Regions from separate parts of the Homo sapiens genome. Here region 2 is linked to region 1. The links are chromatin contacts, found by Hi-C in ENCODE. All regions are on one chromosome and are shown on one strand. The core of a region is the stretch at or near the end of the contact, and the rest is flanking DNA. Distances in the headings are between cores, read along the strand shown.

What was found. Hi-C counts contacts between places; a loop is a spot of excess contacts on that map. Pooled maps may share reads with other maps.
Region 2: a map of endothelial cell of umbilical vein shows a loop between it and region 1 (9-fold over the local background). The contact joins the promoter of EPHA6 here to the enhancer-like site in region 1. A Hi-C loop is called at or near these places in 2 of 168 maps with a recorded cell type or tissue (endothelial cell of umbilical vein and naive thymus-derived CD4-positive, alpha-beta T cell), 13 of 37 single-sample maps with no recorded cell type and 9 of 50 pooled maps.

The regions. Positions count from the first base shown.
Region 1 is chr3:94,003,114-94,005,804 of GRCh38, reverse strand. ARL13B (ARF like GTPase 13B) reads right to left here. Exons shown (of 10, transcript NM_001174150.2): 3 at 1,897-2,146. Among named protein-coding and RNA genes, the nearest start is that of STX19, 24 kb to the left of the region's middle. Within about 2 kb of position 1,309, at least 2 of the 41 ENCODE cell types and tissues checked have a DNase peak (open chromatin) inside an H3K27ac peak, as active enhancers do.
Region 2 is chr3:96,813,243-96,815,933 of GRCh38, reverse strand. It overlaps EPHA6 (EPH receptor A6), which reads right to left and starts at 1,340. Exons shown (of 18, transcript NM_001080448.3): 1 at 926-1,340. The coding sequence starts at 1,310. LOC124909397 (a long non-coding RNA gene) reads left to right here and starts at 1,527. Exons shown (of 2, transcript XR_007095974.1): 1 at 1,527-1,899. RefSeq lists silencers at 2,255-2,374, 2,435-2,504.

The DNA.
Region 1 (2,691 bases), core at 60-2,559:
TACTTTTGTGTACATTTTGTATATTTTTGAATCACATTCCTTCCAAAAAGCAGTTTACCTTTAATAATAAAATTCTGATTGTAAAAATCCCATGAGAAAATCTGGTCAAATGGCAAACGATTCTATATTTCATAAACATATTACACTGTCCATAATTAATTCTTATATCTTTGTGAATTCTCACTAACTATGAGTTTATAATGGTGAAGCAATCACAGTAGTTCTGTATTTTCTTTTCTATTCAGGAAATTCACTAGCTGAGAGAGGTGACAGAATTGAAAGCAAATATTTTGCTGTTATTTGATTACTCAGTAATCACTGTAGTCACTTAACAACTGTATACCCCGACTTTGAGCCGTTTCCACAGATATCTGCATGACTGACTCCCTCATTTCAAATGTCAGTTTCTCAATAAGGCCTATTAGGATCATTCTAATTATAAGAGCAACAGACCCTTGTCATCACTACCACCATAGGCTTTCTGATATTCTTTTACTTGTTTGTTTTCAATACACTGATGATCTAATATATAATGTAACTTATTAATTATATTTAGTCTGTTATCTCACCCCCTAGAATGTAAGCTCCTGAGGTCTAACTTGGATTTTTGTTATTTTTATTCCCAAACACTTTCCCAACCCTTGGCAATGTTGTGATTATAGAAAAGATTCTATGCTTGGCAACAGTAGATGCTCACGTAAATATTTGTTGAATTAATGCATGTATTAATGAATAAATCCAGAAAAGAGTAAATGAAAAAAATTAAATGACTAGTTTTAAAAAAGCACATAATATTGTTTTACAAATAACCATCATTAATATTTTTTACTTTAGTCTAGAAATCACTGATTCCCTGCTTAAACATCTGTAAACACCAATTTAGCCTATGGGGTTCTGCAAAGTTCTCTCTTCATACATATCCCTGTTAAAAGTTCTCCTTTAGATTCAATAAAACATGAGAATTGCTTATACAAATCAAATAACTTCTCTAATTAAATATATAAAAATTTAAAAGTATCAACTTTAGCAATAAATTATATAATACAGTTTTAACTTTTGCAATCAGAGCTTCCAAACCACCTCATTTAAAAATGTTCATTTACTACTGAAGACCACTGAGAAACTCTACAATTTTTCATCTAACCACATGACAGGTTGATTTTTTTTTTTTTTAATCCTTAATAATGAACCACAAGAACAAGGGAAAAGGGACAAGACGGCAAGGGCAAATATTTAGTTTACTACAAGTTAAAGAGCAATTTAAACTACTTTCAGTTTGCTATGCCTCACGGTTATAGCACCATCTACTGTTTACCATGCATAAATGCTATGAGGGCTGGTAGTGCAAAAGTCCTTTGTCACTTCGTTTTTAAAAAATGTTCACCCACATGGACGAAATCATATAAGTGTATGCCTAATTTGATAACAATCACATGTCCAATATGGAAATGTAGATGTGAAAACTGAGAAATCAATGTGGTATTAGAAAAATAAACTGTTTACATAACTCTGAAATAATAACTCTTTAAGGAAAAAAGGACAAAAGCAAAATACAAGTTACTAAAAGAGAAAAAATTAAAAGATATTTTAGAACCTTGTTAATGGAGTATTTCAAAATGCAAAATTCTATAAAAAGTAAACTATCACATAAAACAATGAGTTTATATTTGAATATCGAAGAGATCCACTTTTAAGAATTCTATAGCCTTAGCCCTTTTCCCCTATAGACAGCACTATAACAAGGCCTCAGTAAATTAACAACTCCCAGTTAATTACATACATTTTAGTATACTAAAGCGTGACTATTTTAGCTTATTCACTAGTCTGTAACAGGTAAATTTCTTTAGTGGCCAATGCCATCGTCCCTACATTTACAATGATGCTAACATTACTTACACCAATATAGGCTTTCCCGATATCCTAGGATGTCTTAGCATTTCTGACATAGCCTCTTTTGTCTCTTCCATTCTCTCTTCATCACTGGAATCCACAACAAATATTACCCCATAGGATTCAGCATAGTAATTCTTCCAGATTCCCCGAATTCTTATTCCACCTCCCAAGTCAAAGATGGTGACTTCAAACTTTCCTTGTCTAAGGTTAATTTTTGAAAATCCAACAGTAGGAGCTACATCTTCAGGGTATTCTGTTACAAATGATACACAAAAAAAGAAAATCTTTAGACTTTAATTGACAACGTTAATTTTTCAACTAAAATTTTAGCACCCAAGTGAAATATTTAGCATTCACTGACACAATAAACATTATTTTGAAGCATACTGGTTTGGGGACAGGCCAGAATATCAAACTAGAAATTTTACTCCATGCAGATAGGAATCTTTCTTTCCCCTGATATAACACCCACACCTAGTATATAATAGGTACTTAGTAAGTATCTGTTGAATTAATAAATGAATAAACTCTTGCCTTTAAGGCTATTTACTGTCCAAGTTACAAACAATAAAAATGTCAACCTTTCAATACCATAGCCATCCCCAGGGACTATTAAAACATCTGTGGAGTTATAAAGAAAACCATGAACACTTAGAGAATAGAAGAGTTTAGAAGAATCAAAGAATGAGAGAAGCTATAAAGAATAAGGCCACTCTTTTTTAATTAGCTGAATTAAAGTTATATTTACAATAAAGAGACGTTTAAGGGCAGCTTGCAACAAAAAGTAGATTTCATTCT
Region 2 (2,691 bases), core at 91-2,590, 2.8 Mb before region 1:
TGAGAGAATATCTAGCCAGATACATGCTGGGAAACTTTTATGGTTGTTTCATGCTTAGTCTGAAAGGACTTAGAATATGCAGGTGGTACTTTTTATAGATCTTTATGCACAGCAGAAATACAAGGAGATATATTTCATGAAGATTGTATGAATAGAAAAAGGGAAAATGCTCAAATATTCCAAGGGCTTTCCATCACTTTTTAACCACTATTTACCTTCACTTTACCACTTTACCCACCGAAACAAAGTCCTCCAAGCAATCTGTCAGTGACTTGACTTCATGAATAGGGTATTCACAACTTGGAAATTCACCCTAAACCCTTTTCTACTCCCTGCCCGCAAGAATATGAAACCCCTACACAGATCTGGAGCATCTGGTCTAGGAAGAATTTCGAGTAAGTCTACTTCGGTGGCCTGGATGGTAGATGAAGCATGGGGACTGAGGCTGGGCGAGGGCGGCAGTCACCGGAGGGGTGGGGAAAGACTGATAACTGGTCACGGGGTACAGCGGGAGCACCCTGCCTTTCAAGAAGGCATGTGGGAGAACCACACGTTCCCCTGAGAAGAGCGACCACCAAAGAGCCAGAAGTCTCCATTAAGTCTGTGCCACGGAGCCTGACTTCCAGTGGAGACAGCGCAGCGGGGAGCGGTCCCACGGCCGCTAGCGGTGGGACCCAACTGCAGCTGATGCTCACGCTACCGTTTAAAGACATTTAGAAACACAACGGATCCTAGCCTGTGGAGTCACCGTCCCGGGCGGTGTAAACAGGGCGCTAGGGTAAGGGGACATCCTCGATCCCCTCGTGTGGCGAGCCAGGAGACTCTGACCCCTGTACAAAGTTACCTGCAGGAGGCAACCAGTACCCTGGTTCTCCAAGCACCCTCCTCCTCCCACCCACTCCCGCTCCTCCGCCCCGTCCCTTACCTTGGTTGTTGGAGACGTGACTGCAGTCGCCTGGCCACGCTGTCAGCAGAGGCAAGAAGAAACCAAATTGCAAAAGAAATTCCCGGACTTCGCAGCCCCCCATGGTTCTCCTAGGCTCTCTTTTCCTCTCCCTTAAAGAGAAGTGGCGGCAGCGCAGGCAGGTGTTCTGGGTAGGATGGGGGTCCTTGTCCACGTCTTCTTCCTCCTCCTCCTCTTCCTCCTCCACCCGGCCCGCAGGGGGTGTCCCGGGGCGCCCCCTGCGCGAGGTCCCGGGAACAGGGCACGAGGGTCCAGGCTGCCCAGTTGCAGGTGCAGCTGCTTCGGAGGAGGACGCTGCCTGCGGCGCCGGGGAGCTCCTCGCGGCTGGAGGCGAGGGGAATTGCATCCACCACAGTGTCCCGCTTGCGCGAGGACTATTCACTTGGGCCGGAGAGAGCGCGCGCGCGCAAGAGCGAGCTCGGGCTGTGGTTTGGGGGAGGGGAGCGAGGGGGCGGGGAGCGCCTCACCGCGAGGACGGGGGCGGGGACGGACTGCCAGGTGGGGCGGGCAGTTGGGGCGGCCCGAGGACCTCTCCCGACTCAAGTGGGCACTTGCGGAGCCAAAAGCAGGGGAGGCGCTGCAGCTGTGAAGAGGCGTGGGGGCCGCGGGAACTTTCCTCTGGCCGGTGCGATGAAAGCCGGGCGGACGAGGTGGCTCAACGGGGCTGAGAGTGGTTCGGCCGAGGCGCGGGCTGAGCCCTCAGCACCTGGCCTGAGCGGCGTGGGCAGCAGCCTGCACCGCGGACACCTCCAACTCTGCCGCGTCTGCGCCGCACTCTGGCCGTGGCAGCGATTTTCCGGGCATCTCTGAGGCCGCCCTTAGTCCCACAAGCACTTAGCCGCCCATTTCAGAGCAGCGGCGCCGACCGTTTTAAGAGGAGTCAGTTCCCGACACCGCCTCCCACTTACTTCTCCACATTTCCACCGCTGGAGGGGGTGAGTGCCGTGGACAGGCGCTCCCGTCCGGGGACAGCTCAGCGGCGGCAGTCAGCCCGACCCTCCTCCGCGCGGGTCGCCCAAACTTGACCAGCAGAGCGAGCGGCTCAGCGCAGTAGCCGCCTTCGCGGCTTCCAGTTGTAGAAAAGCAAAGCGCCGGGAGGAAGCAGCAGAGGGGGGGTTACATGAGGCTGGAAAGTGGCGGGTGTACGGCGCCCGGGATCGCCGAGGTCCTTGCGTCGCCTTGCGGAGGTGACTTCGCGGTGGAGGTCACGAGCATCGTCGCAGCCTTGACGCTGGGATTCAGGGGTCCCCGAGCGTCCACGGCGTGGTGGCGTCGGGCCGCGCTCTCCTAGCAGTCCAAGGGCCGAGTGGCGCGTGGCCACATCCACAGCAGCGCAGGGGCGCCGTGGGCTGACGGCTCTCCCCGCGCGAGCCGCCCCCTCGCGGCACCCACTCCCTCCCCGCGCTCGGGTCTCCCGGAAGCCGAGGCGCGGGCCACTTGGTGGGACTCCGCGGCCCCCGCCCCAGGGCCGGGGCAACGCGGCGTGCTGACTGGGAGGACCCTCGGCGTCCGCGGTCTCCACCACCTCGCCCCGCGGCGGAGGCGGGCGCCCAGGGCAGGGACGGAGCCCGGAGCGCTGCAGAGCCCGGCCAAGCCCAGCCTTCTCCCGGCCTGGCAGCCGCGGCTCGGATGCCGCCAGTTCGGCGCTAGAGGGGGTTAGTCGACAACAAAAATGCCTGCACCGCTCGCAGGTGGAGGCGGCTCATCAGGCCAGGAACCGAAAGGAG